Linked DNA regions of Homo sapiens: region 2 is linked to region 1. A link is a loop called in an ENCODE intact Hi-C map of the cell type or tissue named here. Cell type or tissue: mammary epithelial cell. All regions are shown on one strand. Links, peaks and the distances in the headings refer to the core of each region. The heading gives the core; the rest is flanking DNA. Region 1 has its middle 13 kb from the start of MTNR1B. Region 2 overlaps SLC36A4 (solute carrier family 36 member 4).

What was found. Hi-C counts contacts between places; a loop is a spot of excess contacts. Peaks named below come from ENCODE experiments on the same cell type or tissue, not always from the same donor. Only the 100,000 strongest peaks of a DNase experiment are listed, where the experiment ranks them.
Region 2: a loop joins it to region 1, with 2.6 times the contacts of the local background. A loop is called at or near these places in 16 of 110 quality-filtered maps.

What each region holds. Positions count from the first base shown.
Region 1 is chr11:92,951,774-92,961,625 of GRCh38, reverse strand. No RefSeq gene overlaps it. Among named protein-coding and RNA genes, the nearest start is that of MTNR1B, 13 kb to the left of the region's middle. In mammary epithelial cell, for the core only: no CTCF peak of the experiment used is centred there; a DNase peak (open chromatin) is centred at 5,535; H3K27ac peaks cover 572 bases.
Region 2 is chr11:93,166,076-93,175,927 of GRCh38, reverse strand. SLC36A4 (solute carrier family 36 member 4) reads left to right here. Exons shown (of 11, transcript NM_152313.4): 7 at 7,757-7,984. Among named protein-coding and RNA genes, the nearest start is that of SLC36A4, 27 kb to the left of the region's middle. In mammary epithelial cell, for the core only: a CTCF peak has its summit at 5,765 (motif pointing right); no DNase peak of the experiment used is centred there.

The DNA.
Region 1 (9,852 bases), core at 2,480-7,479:
TAGGATACACCAAGCACACCCTCACCTCTGCCCATGCTCCGCCCTCGCCTCTCAATGAGCTTTCTCTTCTTGCTACAATATCCAGCTCTAGGACCAGGATTTTGCATGGAATCTCTTTATGGTCAGATGTCTTATTCTGTTGTCAGACCTTGGGTTCCTTGGTTTTCAGTTGGTTAAGTGCAGTCAGCACTCCTTTATCCTCCTTAGCCATGACCACTCACTGGGGCACAGTCTCAGGTAGCCCACCTGGCTGTCTCATTCTCACCTTAAAGCAAATGCAAATATGACTATGGATGCATTAAAGAGCACTGTGGATTTTATTTTAAATGTCTTGGGTATACAGGGCAGAGTGTCATGTATATATCACATGGCAAAATATTTTAAGGACCCCCCCTTTAAACTTTCCTCTCTCTTTTCCTAAAGTTCCTAGCCCATCAGCACCTGCCCTGAATCTCTATCTTCTGCTTTTTCTCCCCTTTGCCCCAGTCTTTCTCTTCCTCTCCAGACTGTTTGTCTGTGAGTCCATCTTTGAGTAGAGAAATGTAGCCCTCTACTGACCTCCTTACCCATCAACCTTGTTGGCAAAACGAATGCTTGATGCTGATTTTCTTGGTCTCTCTTCTTCCCCAACTGGAGGAAGGAAATTGACCCTTCTTAGAAAGAAGTAGGAAAGATATGAAATGCCTATTGCTGACTTTTGTTTTCTATCACACAAATACTGTTTTATAATGGGAAAAAGAGGAAGAGGTTGAACATATATTAAGTACATGCCAGATATATTTTCATTTTGTACTCAAGTTAGTATGTATGTCTTATACATTCAGGCAGATGGCAACTTACATAAGGTCAGTGTCCATTTCTTCAGGGAATTATGCCAATTCTGTTTGACCACAGAATTATGGCTGCTATGGTAATGTCTAAATATTTTCATTAGATGCCAACAATTGGAAATATAAAGATCTCATAAAAATAAAAATATTGATGTCTGGCTTCTCTTGAAAAATTGAAGATCTGGTATGCCTATCCTGACTATAGCCAGAACCTAATAAAGGATGCCAGTCCCACCCACCTTAGATGGGGTCCTGGTTCTGCAGGACATCGTAGTACCCACCACTCCCCACTGTGTTCTTGATAACGAAGTAGAATCAATTGCTATCTATCATCATGCTTACATTATTTCCTTACAGTAAATAGAAAAGTTTAAATATTTTAAACATAGGTAAATAAGAGACCTAGAGTGTTCCATGCTTCTTGTTCCTACCCACTGGTTCGTTGGTCTTACCCGCCAGGTCCCTGTACGCATTGGCATGCGAGAGCCCATTTTACTGAGTGCTTCTTTTGTACTTCCCATGGTGCTGGTGCTGCTGGATATTTGGCAGGTATCCTACAATTCCTGATGAACTGGAATGAATGGAAAAAAAAAAAATCAGAAAGCTTCACTGTTTGTTTGCTCTACTGCTTGCCTCTCCTCTCCTTTCCTCTTCCTTGCTGTGGCCTGGGGAAAAGTAGCCCTTTCTCAATGCCTGGAAAACCTCAGTGTCCTTTTGCCCTACTTAGTCCCAAATCTTTTGAAACATCAGTGACCATGAAAACAAGGGAAATATTTCAAAATTATCTATCTTAGCAGGGCTCTATCAATAAATCATGGCAGAAGACTCTCAGTAGCTAGTTTGTTATATGCCAAGTCTGTGTTAGAAATGAATAATTCACAGTTCTGTAGCCCCAAATTGATTTATAATCTATTAAATCACTGAGTTTGGGTCTCCTTTCTCAAAGAGAAGAGGTCAGGTTTTGGCAATCAGGTCCAGGAAAAGGAACAGCATTGACAGAGCAGTGAATTCACTGCTCTGTGAGAACAGTGAATAGAGAACATCTGCGGCAGATTTTCCAGTATTCCTAACAGCACCTTTTTCAATGGAGACAATTGGATGACCAGGCACAGTGACTCACACCTGTAATCCCAGCATTTTGAGAGACCGAGGCAGGAGATCACTTGAGGCCAGGAATTTGAGACCAGCCTGGGCAACATGGTGAAATCCTGTCTCTACAAAAATTGTTAAAAAATAACACACAATAGGCTAATTGGATAATCAAATGTGATCTAACTCTTATGTCTTTGTCAGTCTTTTCATATAAATAATTTTAAGAATGAGGGAGAAGGGAATTCATTGTCACACCATCTGTCTAGACGTTTTGCTGTAGAAAATGTGGGAGTTAAAACTATATAGCTGCACGTGTATCCCAGGACTTACATTAAAATAAAAAGAAAAGGAAATTGTCACTAGTCCAAAAAAAAAAAAAAAAACAAACAAACAAAAAAAAACAACTATATAGCTTCTTTCCCAGCAAAACTGATGCTTCCTGGAGAAAGATAATTCTGAGGCTAAGATGAAGGGGTAAAGTTAGGGTCGATGAAACTTCATTTCTTATTTATACCTGCCTCTTTCTATAGGCTACTTCACCTTTATTCTCTACCATTGTTGGCTCCCTCCTGGCCTCTAATTAATGTATATTCTCTTCCTCAATTAGACCAAAACAGTTTGAAGATGGGCTGTACCTTCTTTTGACTTTTCTAATCTCATTAGCACCTGCCGTAGTACCACACATGCACCAAGTGCTTAAAAATGCTTTTTGAATGAATGAAAATGTTTTCCCACTGAGTGAAAACTCTCTGAATCACCTTCCATCACTCTGTCCCCTCTCACAGCTCTTTCTCCTTGCTTGCCTCCTCAGCACCGAGGGAGACTCTGAGTGAATCGGGACTTTGGAAGGAAGAAGCTGGGGCGAAATCTGCCTCCAGGTTTCCCACTTCAAGTCCTGCCCATTTAATCCTAAATCTGGAAGACTCATAAAGAAGACTTATTTCCCAGCTGGGCACAGTGGCTCACGCTTGTAAATCCCAAGTCTTTGGGAGGCCAAGACAGAAGTATCACTTGAAGCTAGGAGTTTGAGACCAGCCTGGACAACACAGGGAGACCCTGTCTCTACAGAAAATTTTAAAAAGATTTATTTCCCCCAGTTGAACACTCACAAGGAGGATTTGTTTCCCCCCGGCAGTATCTATGGCATATTTTTCTTGGCAGGCAGGGCTCTCCCCTCTATGAAAACAGTGGGGCATGGATAGGCATCATTGCAGCATTATTGCCTGGCATGTGCTATTGGTGTGGGCTCACAGAAGTGGCAGCCTGCTGCAGATCAGGCCCCTGAATGTACAGCATGCTGCTCACAGAGCAGGACCAACCTAGCTTTTTTTGTGGACACTGTCAAATGGCCTCACACCACACCTCAAACCAGTCCACCAGTACCTCATTCTTATGCTATAAAAATGAATTTACCATAGCCATCCCCAAACCTGCAGGTGCTCTTTCATTTCCTTCTAAATATTCCCATATTCATCAACTTCTTCCCATTTTGCTGCAACTCTCCTATAGGGTGTAAGATGACAACTGCAAGAGCCTCTGATTAGTCTCCTTCCTCCTGCCTTGCCTGCCTCCAACCTCTTTTTCATGCAGAACACAGGGCTTTTTTTTTTTTTTTGATGGAGTCTTGCTCTGTTGCCCAGTCTGGAGTGTAGTGGTGCAACCTCTGCTCACTGCAGCCTCCGCCTTCCAAGTTCAAGCGATTTTCCTGCCTCAGCCTCCTGAGTAGCTGGGATTACAGGTAAACGCCACCACACCAGGCTAATTTTTGTAGTTTTAGTAGAGACAGGGTTCCACTATGCTGGCCAGGCTGGTCTCAAACTCCTGACCTCAGGTGATCTGCCCCTCGGCCTCCCAAAGTGCTGGGATTACAGGTGTGAGCCACTGCACCAGGCCAACAGGGATATTTTTTAAAAGTATAAGCCAGACAACTCCTTTGCTCAGAATCCTCCAGTGGTTTCCTTCACACTTAGAAGAAAAACTCCAGGCTCCTTCCCATGGCTGCACGATCTGCCCTTCTCTTCTGCCAGTGTTCCGTCTTCTCCCTTTATTCCAGCTCACCGGCCTCCTGAAACAGGATCTTTGTTTCTGTTGCCTCTCCTCTCTGAAATGATCCACTTCCCTGCTCAGCCCTGACTGTCTCCTTCCTAAGAAATGAAGTTACGGCCAGAGGAATTATAATACCCCCACCACCCTAAGCATTGTCATGCCACCCTGCTTCATTTTCCTTCTGGCAGTTAGTATTAACTGCATTTATCTACTTCACTTATTTCTTTACTTGTTTTTTGTTTGTTCCCCCTTATAACAAGGTACAAACAGCACACATACTTGCAGATACATTGTTCTGGGTTGATCCTCTCCTTTGTTGAGAGGATTCCTATAAGCTATAGTTGTATACCTAAACTCTTTAAAGATTAATACCAGAAACCTCAGAGTAGTTAGGTTTGGTCAACAAAAAGATGAAAGAATTATTATTGGCCAGGCATGGTGGCTCACACCTGTAATCTCAGCACTTTGGGAGGCTGACGGGAGGATCACTTGAGGACAGGAGTTCAAGACCAGCCTGGGCAATATAGCAAGACCCCATCTCTACAAAAAAAACATAAAAAAAATAGCCAGGTGGTGGTGCACACCTGTAATTTTAGTTACTCAGGAGGCTGAGGCAGGAGGACCACTTGAACCCAGGAGTTTGATAATGCAGTGAGCTATGATTGAGCCACTATATTCCAGTCTGGGTGACAGAGCAAGACCTGGTCTCTACCAAAAAAAAAAAAAAAGAAAAGAAAAAGAAAAGTATTGTTAATTTTTTAGGTGTGACCAATGGTATGGCGGTTATGTATCTAAAAAGTCTTGATCTTTCAGAGATACATGCTAAGATATTTAATACTTATAGATAAAATGATATGATGTCTGAGATCGGCTTCAGAATAAATCAGGGCAGGGCAATGGGGAATGAAAATGGGTAGGCGTGTTGGTGAATTGGCTATAAGTTAGTAATTACTAAAGGTGGGTGATTCATGCGTGGGCATTCATTTTACTAATCGTTCCACTTTTGCATGTGTTTGAAATTTTTCATAATAAAAAAGTAAGAAAGAAAAATATCCTTACAACATTTCCAGATGCCTATCCTAGACATATCAAGGCTCTGACACACATTTTAGATCATGCAGACTCAACTCATCCTTGTATTGGACTGTAAACATCTCATTTTAGCAGCAGGCAAAGATCCACAATGCCCCTCCAGAATGTAACCCCATGAGAACAGGGAACTTAATGTGTAGTGGTCATTGAGTGCCTGATTATTCCCAGTCCCCAAACCAGCTACTAGGAATAATCAGTACTCCATAAACATTATAAAATAGCTAAATTGCCCATTTTGGTTAATGGCCTTGTTATCATCCCGGTCATTCGAACTACACCTTCAGAGCCATAACTGCTGCCCCCTTCTCCACATCCTCTCTCACAGTGGTACCTCTAGCCCTCCCCAATATCAATGCCTTTTATCACCTCTCACCTCTACTGTTGCAACAGTCCCTGACTGCTTTCTCTGCTGCCAGCCTTCTCCTCCCAACAGCATACTGTAAATTCTACCAGGGACTTTCCAAAGCATGCTGAAACCTGCTTGAAAACTTTTACTGGTTCCTCAGTCTGACCCCATGTGAGTAATAGGCATATTTTATAATTTCATAATGTCTTATAGATGGCAAAGCTCTCTCACATATGTCATTTGATATAATCTCTATGGCCCTTTGAGGCAGAGGTTTATTTCCCCATTTTATGCCAAAGAAACTGAAACTCAAAAACTCCAAATTAAAAAGCTGGTAAGTGATAGAGCTTAGGCCAGAATTCAGTGCTCTTAAGACAAGAAGTTATATACAAATTTTCTTTATTCATTCATCTGTTGATGGACACTTAGGTTGATTCCATATCTTGGCTATTGTAAATAGTGCTGCAACCAATATAGGAGGGCAGATCTCTCTTCCATATACTGATTTCCTTTTTTTTTAGATAGATACCCAGCAATCAAATTGCTGCATCATATGGTAGCTCTATTTGCAGTTTTTTGAGGAACTTCCATACTGTTTTCCATAGTGGCTATACTACTTCACATTCTCACCAACAGTATATAAGCATTCCCCTTTCTCCATATCCATGTTAACATTTGTTATTTTTGGTCTTTTTTTATAATAGCCATTCTAACTGGGGTGAGATGATATCTCATTGTGGTTTTGATTTGCATTTCCCTGATGCTCAACAATGCCCAACACCACTGATTACTAATGTCGAGCATTGTTTCATATACTTCTTGGACATTTCTAGGTCTTCTTTTGAGAAATGTCTACTCAAATCTTTTGCCCATTTTAAAATTGGGCTTGTTTCAGTTTTTGTTCATTTTGTTTTGTTCTTGTTTTTGAGTTTTTGCTATTGAGGTGTTTGAGCTCCTTGTAAATTCTGGTAATTAATCCCTTGCCAGATGAAGAGTTTGCAAATATTTTCTTCCATTCTGTAGGCTGTCTCTTCACTTATTGTTTCCTTTGCTGTACATAAGTTTTTCAGCTTGATACAATCCTCTTCAGCCATAAAAAAGAATGAAATCCTTTCATTTGCAGCAACATGGATGGAACTGGAGGACATCATGTTAAGTGAAGTAATTCAAGCATAGAAAGACAAATATTGCATTTTCTCACTCATATGTTGGAACTAAAAGTGTGGACTCCTGGAGGTAGAGAGTAGAATGGTGATTACCAGAGGCCGGAAAGAAAGAAGGAAGAATGAAAAGAAACTGGTTAAGGGGTATAAAAGTACAGTCAGATAGAAGGAATAAGTTCTAGCATTTGATAAGGAAATGATGGTTAACAATAATTTATTGTATATTTCAAAATAACTAGAAGAGAAGAATTATAATGTTCCCAACACAAAGAAAAGATAAATGTTTCAGGCATAGTGACTGTGCCTGTAGTTCTTACTTTGGAGGCTGAGGCAGAAGGATCACTTGAAATTAGGAGTTTGAGGCTATAATGCACCATGATCACGCCTGTGAATAGTCACTGCACTTCAGCCTGGGCAACATAGTGAGACCTTGTCTAAAAAATAAATAAATAAATAAGAAAGGAAGAAAAAGTAAAAGGAAATGAAAAGGAGAAGATAATTATTTGAGGTGACGGATATCCCAATTACTCTGATTTAATCATTACACATTGTATACCGGTATTAAAATATCATGTGTATCCCCCAAAATATGTACAACTATTATATATCAATTAAAAATATATTTTTAAGAATGAGGAGTTAATGAAAGGGAAAGGGACTTGGTTGGAGGTGGGTGGGGTGGGAGCAAACAGAGTGAATTAGATTATTCGCATCTTTTCTGGATTCTTCTGTATTATTTAAAAACTATGAGGTAGAGAATTTCACTTGAGAATTCACTTGACTCCCAGGAGGGCTGTTTCTTTCAGCAAAGCTGCCAGGGTAGGTGGTAAAGTATACTTCCCTGCGGGTGGTCTGGCAGGGCCAGGAGACTGGGAGGGAGAGATTTTAGCAGTGGTCGGGTGTGCACCGCTCAGCCGGGAGCCACTTCTGGAGGCCTGTAGGAAAGCTTGCTGTGTTCATTCCCTCAGGGCTCTTTTTATCTGCAGTAAAGACTAATGGGTCACAAACTGGAGGCCTGTGGGCCAGGTGCTGCTGGCACCTGTGATCTTTGGATCCACATAGCATGAAACAAAGTTTTGAGGCAACATTTACAAATGTCCACAGTCTATGTGGCTCCTCTTTAAACATCAGAAGCTCTGATAGCCATGGCCTCTCTCCCAGCATGGCCACCATTGGCTGGGCGGCATGGCAGCTGCCCTCTGAGGAAGGCCTATGCCTGCAGCCCTGCCTAAGCTGATTCACTTGTGCATCATTCCCGCCTGGCTCCAGGAAGCATCTAAGTTCGGGGCCCCAAAGATTCATTATTCTTCAAGACATTTGGAGCACATGCCACCCTAACATAAGATGGGGCTGTGAGGTTGTAGAGTTCTTTGTGGATTATTGGATCTTTTCAATGATAACATAGTATTTGTACAATGGATCTTTGAGCAACACAGGTTTGAACTGCACAGGTCCACTTATATGTGGATTTTTTCAATAAAAGTTATGGTGAGTGTGTCTGCCTCTCCTGTCTCTCCCTCCACCTCCACTCCTTTCTGCCTCTGCCACTCCTGAGACGGCAAGACCAACTGCTCCTCTTCCTCCTCCTCCTCAGCTACTCAAGCTGAAGGCAATGAGGATGAAGACCTTTATGATGATCCATATCCACTTAATGAATAGTAAATATATTTTCTCTCTTTGGTAGATATGGGGTCTCCCTGTGTTGCCCAGGCTGGTCTCTAACTCCTGGCTTTAAGTGATCCTCCCACCTTGGTTTCCCAAAGTGCTGCAATTAGAGACGTGAGCCAGTGCCCCCAGCTTCTCTTCTTTATGATTTTCTTAATAACATTTTATTTTCTCTAGCTCACTTTATTGTAAGAATATAGCATGTAATACATATAGCATACAACATATGTGTTCATCAGCTGTTTTTGGTATCAGCGAGGCTTCCAGTCAACAGTAGGCTACTAGTCATTAAATTTTTGAAAAGTCAAAAGTTACACACACATTTTCAACTGTATAGGGGTCAGTACCCGACTCCCATATTATTCACGGGTCACCCGTATATAAAGAGAAAGCTAATCATCCAATACTCTTTCTACCAGTCCATAGCTGCCTGATCCACACTTTTACCATATTTCCCTGTGATCTGGTCACACAGGCTGTGCCCGTCTACCCCCATGTCCCTGTCTCTGAGCTCATGCTTTTGCTCTCACAAAGAGCATCCTTCCTTCTCACTGAAAGCCCAGAAAAAACAGGGACTCCTAGTTGGATTCATCCTTATATCATTCAAATCATTTCCTATACATTTATAAATATATATGTATATTGTTCTTTTTAACCTCAATGATTTATACTTTAAACATTAATCTTCAATTAGAATGCAGGGCATTCTAGAATAAGGGCAGGAATTTTGCCTGAATTGTTCACTGCTATATTCCTTGCACCTGTGCCAGTGCTTGATATATCATAAACCAATAAATATTGACTTCTATGTTCAGTGAGTAAAATGAGTGAGTAAGCTTGTTTTCTGGCTTATAATGTCTTAGACTTCTTCCCATGCCAGTATATATATATATACTGAATTCTTTTGAAGGCTGCATAGTATTAGTGTACCATAATAAACACCCCATGGTATTTATATTCTTTGCTATTTTGCAATATTTCAAACAGCATTGTGTTGATCATCTATCTTTATGTATAATACACATATATGTTAGTAATTTCTGTAGAAATAATTCCTGGAAGTGGACTTTGCTCATGGGGTGGGTTGGTCAAAGAATATAAACATTTAAATTTTGATACATACAGCCATTTGGTGCTCTTAAAGGACTATATCAATTTTTAGTTTAAACAACATAGTATGGCAGTGTCTTTTTTTGCTATTTCCTTTCTATCTTTAAGCATTATCTGTTTTATAACGAATTATACTTCCCCTCTTCTTCAGGCGAAGAAGGGGAGGAGGACAGAGGAAAAGTTGGAAATGGGGAGAGGAGGAAGGACCTGTGAGAAGAGAGAAATGGCTCAGAGAAATCTGAGCTATGTGAGGTTTGCAAAATTTTTCAGGTGCAGACAGGCATGAGTATGGGACTTCAGTCATGCCCCCAGCACATATACCTGGGGACAATTGTTTCAACTCATTTTGTTCCTGACTAGCTGTCTTACCCATTATCTTCATATTCTTGGAATTTGTGATACAAAGAACAATGTATAGACAATTAACAGCTTATCCACATGTAACTGCTGCTGATTGAAGTGTATTTCAGAGCAACTTGAATCTATGTTCCTGAGCTGCAATCCTCAA
Region 2 (9,852 bases), core at 2,737-7,736, 210 kb before region 1:
CAACAGAATATACATTTTTTTCAGCACCACACCACACCTATTCCAAAATTGACCACATAGTTGGAAGTAAAGCTCTCCTCAGCAAATGTAAAAGAACAGAAATTATAACAAACTATCTCTCAGACCACAGTGCAATCAAACTAGAACTCAGGATTAAGAATCTCACTCAAAGCCGCTCAACTACATGGAAACTGAACAACCTGCTCCTGAATGACTACTGGGTACATAACGAAATGAAGGCAGAAATAAAGATGTTCTTTGAAACCAACGAGAACAAAGACACAACATACCAGAATCTCTGGGACGCATTCAAAGCAGTGTGTAGAGGGAAATGTATAGCACTAAATGCCCACAAGAGAAAGCAGGAAAGATCCAAAATTGACACCCTAACATCACAATTAAAAGAACTAGAAAAGCAAGAGCGAACACATTCAAAAGCTAGCAGAAGGCAAGAAATAACTAAAATCACAGCAGAACTGAAGGAAATAGAGACACAAAAAACCCTTCAAAAAATCAATGAATCCAGGAGCTGGTTTTTTGAAAGGATCAACAAAATTGATAGACCGCTAGCAAGACTAATAAAGAAAAAAAGAGAGAAGAATCAAATAGACGCAATAAAAAATGATAAAGGGGATATCATCACCGATCCCACAGAAATACAAACTACCATCAGAGAATACTACAAACACCTCTACGCAAATAAACTAGAAAATCTAGAAGAAATGGATAAATTCCTCGACACATACACTCTCCCAAGACTAAACCAGGAAGAAGTTGAATCTCTGAATAGACCAATAACAGGAGCTGAAATTGTAGCAATAATCAATAGTTTACCAACCAAAAAGAGTCCAGGACCAGATGGATTCACAGCCGAATTCTACCAGAGGTACAAGGAGGAACTGGTACCATTCCTTCTGAAAGTATTCCAATCAATAGAAAAAGAGGGAATCCTCCCTAACTCATTTTATGAGGCCAGCATCATTCCGATACCAAAGCCGGGCAGAGACACAACCAAAAAAGAGAATTTTAGACCAATATCCTTGATGAACATTGATGCAAAAATCCTCATAAAATACTGGCAAACCAAATCCAGCAGCACATCAAAAAGCTTATCGACCATGATCAAGTGGGCTTCAACCCTGGGATGCAAGGCTGGTTCAATATATGCAAATCAATAAATGTAATCCAGCATATAAACAGAGCCAAAGACAAAAACCACATGATTATCTCAATAGATGCAGAAAAAGCCTTTGACAAAATTCAACAACCCTTCATGCTAAAAACTCTCAATAAATTAGGTATTGATGGGACGTATTTCAAAATAATAAGAGCTATCTATGACAAACCCACAGCCAACATCATACTGAATGGGCAAAAACTGGAAGCATTCCCTTTGAAAACTGGCACAAGACAGGGATGTCCTCTCTCACCACTCCTATTCAACATAGTGTTGGAAGTTCTGGCCAGGGCAATTAGGCAGGAGAAGGAAATAAAGGGTATTCAATTAGGAAAAGAGGAAGTCAAATTGTCCCTGTTTGCAGATGACATGACTGTATATCGAGAAAACCCCATTGTCTCAGCCCAAAATCTCCTTAAGCTGATAAGCAACTTCAGCAAAGTCTCAGGATACAAAATCAATGTACAAAAATCACAAGCATTCTTATACACCAACAACAGACAAACAGAGAGCGAAATCATGAGTGAACTCCCATTCACAATTGCTTCCAAGAGAATAAAATACCTAGGAATCCAACTTACAAGGGATGTGAAGGACCTCTTCAAGGAGAACTACAAACCACTGCTCAATGAAATAAAAGAGGATACAAACAAATGGAAGAACATTCCATGCTCATGGGTAGGAAGAATCAATATCATGAAAATGGCTATACTGCCCAAGGTAATTTACAGATTCAATGCCATCCCCATCAAGCTACCAATGACTTTCTTCACAGAATTGGAAAAAACTACTTTAAAGTTCATATGGAACCAAAAAAGAGCCCGCATCGCCAAGTCAATCCTAAGCCAAAAGAACTAAGCTGGAGGCATCACACTACCTGACTTCAAACTATACTACAAGGCTACAGTAACCAAAACAGCATGGTACTGGTACCAAAACAGAGATATAGATCAATGGAACAGAACAGAGCCCTCAGAAATAATGCCGCATACCTACAACTATCTGATCTTTGACAAACCTGAGAAAAACAAGCAATGGGGAAAGGATTCCCTATTTAATAAATGGTGCTGGGAAAACTGGCTAGCCATATGTAGAAAGCTGAAACTGGATCCCTTCCTTACACCTTATACAAAAATCAATTCAAGATGGATTAAAGATTCAAACGTTAGACCTAAAACCATAAAAACCCTAGAAGAAAACCTAGGCATTACCGTTCAGGACATAGGCATGTGCAAGGACTTCATGTCCAAAACACCAAAAGCAATGGCAACAAAAGACAAAATTGACAAATGGGATCTAATTAAACTAAAGAGCTTCTGCACAGCAAAAGAAACTACCATCAGAGTGAACAGGCAACCTACAAAATGGGAGAAAATTTTCGCAACCTACTCATCTGACAAAGGGCTGATATCCAGAATCTACAATGAACTCAAACAAATTTACAAGAAAAAAACAAACAACCCCATCAAAAAGTGGGCGAAGGACATGAACGGACACTTCTCAAAAGAAGACATTTATGCAGCCAAAAAACACATGAAAAAATGCTCATCATCACTGGCCATCAGAGAAATGCAAATCAAAACCACAATGAGATACCATCTCACACCAGTTAGAATGGCAATCATTAAAAAGTCAGGAAACAACAGGTGCTGGAGAGGATGTGGAGAAATAGGAACACTTTTACACTGTTGGTGGGACTGTAAACTAGTTCAACCATTGTGGAAGTCAGTGTGGCGATTCCTCAGGGATCTAGAACTGGAAATACCATTTGACCCAGCCATCCCATTACTGAGTATATACCCAAAGGACTATAAATCATGCTGCTATAAAGACACATGCACACATATGTTTATTGCAGCATTATTCACAATAGCAAAGACTTGGAACCAACCCAAATGTCCAACAATGATAGACTGGATTAAGAAAATGTGGCACATATACACCATGGAATACTATGCAGCCATAAAAAATGATGAGTTCATGTCCTTTGTAGGGACATGGATGAAATTGGAAATCATCATTCTCAGTAAACTATCGCAAGAACAAAAAACCAAACACCGCATATTCTCACTCATAGGTGGGAATTGAACAATGAGATCACATGGACACAGGAAGGGGAATATCACACTCTGGGGACTGTGGTGGGGTGGGGGGATGGGGAGGGATAGCATTGGGAGATATACCTAATGCTAGATGACGAGTTAGTGGGTGCAGCGCACCAGCATGGCACATGTATAAATATGTAACTAAGCTGCACAATGTGCACATGTACCCTAAAACTTAAAGTATAATTAAAAAAAAAAAAGAATGATACAGTGGACTTTGGGGACTTGGGGGGAAGAGTGGGAGGGGACAAGGGATAAAAGACAACAAATATGGTGCAGTGTATACTGCTTCATTGATGGGTGCACCAGGATCTCACAAATCACCACTAAAGAACTTACTCATGTAACTAAATACCACCTGTACCCCAATAATTTATGGAAAAATAAAATAATAAAATGTTTTTAAAAAAGGGAATGGTGTCAAGAGATTAGTGTTGTAACTGCTGACAGTTTTAGCCAGCCTGTAGTTTTTCTTTCTACCCTCATTTTATTATTTTTTTCAAAATATCCTAGTTTTAAACTATTTCTTCTAACTTTTACTAGATATTTGCAAATAATTAAGTTCTTATACACATTTTCTGGCAGAAAAATCTGTAAACCATCAGACACAGGTGTTCCCTCATATGTGCTGTGACTACAGAATAGAGTGAAAGGTCTTAGCGAGAGCAAGTAGCCATGGGAGATGTAGAGGACATAGAAAAGAGTAACAGTAATTAGAGTTAATTAGAGTCCTGTTTATATTCTTTTGTTTATCAAAATAAAGCATCAGTCCTTCCATTAGCATTACTTGTTATAGATGATGTCCTTTTGATTTTACAAATATTTAATTCTACAAATTGCATATTCCTAGGACTCCTAACTCCATTAAGAGGCTTTTTATTAACAAGAACTGATAAGACATACCATCTTACCAGTTATTTATATATAATATGATGGAAATTATGCCTTTCTAGGGTCGTGTAACATGGTAGTACTGTATCTATTTGAATACCTATCTTCTCAAGGAGTTACAAGCTCTATTTGAATTTAAGAATAATGTTAATAATGCCTTATAATTTTATATTTAGAAACCATGATATACATTATTTAATGTTTATAACTACTCTGTAAAGTAAGTACTATGCTCATTTTATGGATGAGAACGCAGTCTCACAAAACATGAGTAGTGTGCCCTAAGTCATATGGAATTAGGTTGAAACGTAGATCTCTGTCACTTCCAATATGTTAATTGTTAATCACCCCATGGGACATTGTCTTGTCAGATTTTAGTTGTGAGTGTGTTTGTATGACATAAAGAGTAGATAAGGTCGATAAAATAAATGCTTATAAGCTTAGAATTGGTGACTTTCTCCTATGAAATATTATCAGATGCTTCTGAGGTTGAATGGAAAAGTTTAACTTTGCACATGTCCTAAGAAGATCAGGTAGAAAAAGTGATTCTCTGGAGGTAAGGAGAATGCCTGCTGTAGATAGAAAGGTAAAAGTCCTTTTGAATCATAAAGAGTAACATGGAAAAAAAAAAAGGCAGTCAGGCTTGAGAAAGTAGTTGAGATGGTCACTGAAGCAGCATGCAATCAGAGATTTTCACTCTACAGAGGTGTTCTTTTACATTTGATAGCATTATACAATAGTAGACACACTAGTTGATTAAACCTTACCAATTGCTATTTACTGTTATAGTTAAAAACCATAGGATTGTTACCCTCCCCTTAGTCTACATGAAATTGAAATGTATCTTATTAACCCCCAAAATTAAGGGTTTAGTTGCCACACAAATGTAGAAACCTGCTATGTAACTGCCACATGACTATTCTTGGTCCCATTAAGTCTTTATGTACAATCAGTAGGGGATAAAGAATCCTAGTGCTTCTGATAAGTCTAGTCCATAGTGGTTACAGTTGTTCCTCTCTGTTCTTACTCTAAGATACTCTAGAAAATCTCATGCAGATAAAATAGTGGTATGTAGGCATGGAGAATGGGAAGGAATACAGTATTACAAATAAAAAATGTAGCAATATCAAAGATCATTGATTGTAGAATCAGAAGATAGGAGTTCAAATCTCTGCTTTCTCAGTTTTAACTCACACATTGGGCAAACCCCCCTTATCCCTGGTCTAGCATCAGTTTCCTTATTTGTAAAATGGGAATAGTAACAAAATATCCCCTTGTTTCTCATAAACTTATTGTGAGGCTCAGCTGACAAAAGGTTTATGAAAGCCTTTGTAAAATGTAAAAGATACAAATGTAGGGTACTATAACTTTAATTCTGCATTTGGCTTTACTGACGAACATAATCTGCTGTTGGAATTTTAATTGTTAAATTACAGAATCATTGAAAAGTTAATAAGTGGTGGATTTTAGTAAATTTGAGCTCAAATGGAAACAACTGAATTTAGTAATTTTATTTTATAATGTTTATTTCAGTGTTTTACATTTTGGTAAACATGTGAGATCGTAGGAAGTCCTATTAGATAGCCAATCTCTGTCTCTAGAGGGCACCAAAGGACTCAAATGTTTACCTGAATCTTGCTCTAGGTATGTATCTACATTTTTATTTTATTTTATTTTTTAATCCTCAGAATTTTTATAACCACTTTTCTGCCAAAAATGCTAAAATACTATATTTGTGATAGAATTAATTTTAAATTCCCAAGCACCTAATAATAATTAAAACAGCCCTTTAAAATATTGGTTATATTACTGCTTTTCTCTTGCCAGTTATCCTTGTTAGAGCTTTACTTTGATCATTATCTAATCTAATTATTGGAGATACTGCTTTCATAAGAAGTATTTGGCTCTAAGTAATTTAGTTACTAGAATGTTAAATCAACAATCAAATATGTTTGTAAAAACCAAGGAATGTAAATCCCCAATTTTGTTTTTATTTCAAATTATAGAAAATAAAATGTAAAGTTTTGATGGTCAGTTACAACATAGTCATGAGCTGTGCATTTCTTAAATGGTGCAACTTGAGAGTCTGTTAGTCCAGTATGAGTTATAAATTGCCTGTATAGGGCAAAAATCTAATAGATATATTCTCTGCAGTCTAAGATGATGTGTACATTTATACTGACACTAAACATTGTGTATGGTAGATTATACATGTAAGATTAAAGTAGAAGAAACACTTAAATTGTTATTTCAGAAATGTGTTTTAATCTTCTGATTTGTTGGCCTCTTAATTACTACATTTAGAGAGAGATATGTAAAAGTGGAGGCCAGGTGACCGCTTGGGCAGGGCCCTCCTTTCTGGGTTGCAGTATTTTGGTCAGGCTAATTCTAGAGTCACAGGCTTAGGTTTGAATCCTAGAACCACCACTTACTGGCTTGATATTACGCAAGATTTAAAAAAAATATTTCTCTAAGCCTCAGGTTCCTCAACTATAAATTGGGATTAATATTACCATCTACTTTAGAGAGTCATTTTGAGGATTAAGTGAGATGTTGTATATAAAGCATGTAGTTCAGTACCTGATACAAAGAAATTACTCAAAAAACACTAGCTATTATTATTACAAGGTCTTAAGAATTTTTAGAGTGTGTGTATCCAGAGACTCGACAATATTGATGTGTTTGAAGGAGGGTACACTGTTTTGGGGCAAATAAGTTTTCACTGGTATTCTAGTTATAGTATTATCTGCATCTGCTATAAATTTTTAAGACTGTTTCTAAAGTCCTCTATAATTTCATTTCTATTTTAGTAAGTAGTGTTATGTGATTAATTGGATCAGAGATAGTTTTTAATATATGGAGACTGTAAATCATATTTGTAAATCATATTTGTTTTGAAATCTGAAAATTGGGTTATAGGAATGGCTGAATAAGTTTTAATATAAGGTTGATTTATCTTGTGAAGGTTTTTGCTCTAGCAAAAATTTATGTACTGTCTACCATATGGCCATGCATGAATGTAGTGGATTTTTAATAAATATTTATTGATAGTGATGATAATTTATAAATAATTGCTTTATAAGAGTTTTAAGGTTAGGCTATAATTTTAAAATTTTGCTCTGACTATATTTCTAAGAGATAATTGGAGCTTGTTTCCTATCTGAAGAAAATAAGCTAGAGGAGAATACTCAGTGGCCATCCTAGGTACAAGCATGGTTCCAAATTTGATGATCTCAAAAAGAGATACTTGAGCCTTTGGAGGTATCATGAGCATGATAGTCACAAAGCTTCAGAATACATTAGCAAATCTATCATTATAATTTTCTAATGAACTTTATATTTACAGTATGATAAAAGAAATTACCTTTCAAGATTATCTTACGTCAGTTATCCTTATATTTGATACATATGTTTCTAGGAAACCAGAGTATCTTGAAAAAATGTAAATGTAAATATTTTAAAATATATCATAGGAATTTATTGTAGAGTGTATATGTTGTGATTTTCTTTGTACATGTGTTTTATGATTGTAAGTTGATGGAAGTTTTTCCCCCTTCTTTATTCTCCTGGTAATCCTATGTAGGTTCATGAAGGATTCCTGGAGAGTAAAGTGTTTATTTCAAATAGTACCAATTCATCAAACCCTTGTGAGAGAAGAAGTGTTGACCTAAGGATATATATGCTTTGCTTTCTTCCATTTATAATTCTTTTGGTCTTCATTCGTGAACTAAAGAATCTATTTGTACTTTCATTCCTTGCCAACGTTTCCATGGCTGTCAGTCTTGTGATAATTTACCAGTATGTTGTCAGGGTAAGTATAAAAAGTTTTTAACTAAGTTCTTATCTTTCTTATGTAAGTAAAATTTTGTTTACTGTGGAGGTAAAAGTAATGATATGCAAAGACCCCTACTTCATATGTGGCACACAGTGTGCAATCAGTAAATGTTGGTTTCTTTTAGGGGGATGCTGCTGAGTTAGAAAAGTATATGACATAGAGATTAAACAGGCTTTGTGGTCAGATCTTGAATCTTGGTAAATAACGCCTCTGGGCTTTGTGACAGTGCTTCAGAAGATAGTAATGCCTACCCTATTAGAGTTATGAGACTTAGGATTGTGTTCTTAGTACAGTGCCAAACATGAAACCAGGTACTCATTAATATATATATATGCAATTCCATAATTTCCTTTCACTTCTGAACTTTTATTTGCTGCCACTGCTTCAGTCCACTGCCACTACACTAGTCTGTAATCCCTTTACCTGAAGTATATGCAATAACATCAACTGATTTCATTGTCCATAGTCTGGGGATTCTTAACCCAGTTTCCATAAAATAATCTATTGATGGGATTCAGGGATTCTTCAAATCCCTTAAAATAGTTTGCAAGATTTAGTATTTCTGTATGTATGTATGTGTTTTGCTGTTGAGCAGTTGTATAGCTTTCATCTTGCAAAGGTGTCAAAGACACAAAAAAGGTTGAGAATCCCTGTTCTAGTCACTCCTGATCTAATTAATCTTATATATTATTTCCAAGGTAATTGTTGTAAAATCTTCATTAGCAATTTATTAAAAATTCTTATTATGGATCTGTGTTTCATTTCCCTCCTCTTTGATTTTCAAAAGTTGTAGTTTCTCTTATAGCACTGAGTGGGAGGAAACAGACAGGAAGTTCATATAGGCTTTCCGGAGTTCATGACCCCTTAGCTAAACATGTAAGAGTCAGTTAAGCAGAAAAGGAGGTTTCCAAAATAGAAGGAACAGCGTGAGCTGCTGTTGGGAGAAGTGAAATAGCATCCTGCTTGCCTTAAATAATAGTTTAGCATTGAATGAGCCAAACATTGTAATACCCTTTCATTCTAAACCCAGTATATGGTTTTAGACATGTATCACCAGTATATCACACAGTTCTATCTATGCTTCAGATATTCTAGATCTCTCTATTCCCCAAATTATCCTAGAGCTTTCACACTTCAGTTGCTTTGTTCATTCTTTTTACTTGGCCTTGAATTCTGCTTCCAATCAGGCAAAGCAGAGAATGTAAGATGGTGAGAAGAGTAGGGACCAGACTTGGGGTATCTGGAAGAAGTGGCCATTTAGAGCCAATGTGTACTTTGTCCGGATGGTGAGATTTGGAATAAGCCTGTGAGTCAGGACCAAGCAATCAAAGCCAGAGTCAGGACATATATATTCAAATAATAAGGGTAATGACAACCATCAAATCAAATAGTAAGCACTGAAGCAAGAAGGAAACCTGTTTTGGGCAGCAGCAGAGCTATAAGGTAGAAAGCCAGTGTCAGGAACCAGGTATCTTAGAGAACTGAAAGAGCAATAAAAATAGAGTGGAGAATGAATTTCTGCTAGGCACCAGCAGCAGTGGTTGATAACTTGACTATATGGCTCTCAGCTTAGGCCTTGAGTGTGCTTATGTATTTCCTGTTGTGGCAGGAGCCATACCTAGTGTTCACAGCCTGGGACTTGCAGGTGGAAGCAGGTAATCAGGAGCATTTTGCTCAGATGGAATGTATGGGCATGAGGGAAACAATTGCTTTTGGCAGTGAAATCCTAACAGCTTGGCTACATTTAACAGAGGATGCTTTAAGTGTTTGTTGAAACAATTATTCAATTTTATAACACATTTGCTGTTGTGAAGCTCAAAATTATATGATTTTTCTTACATTTT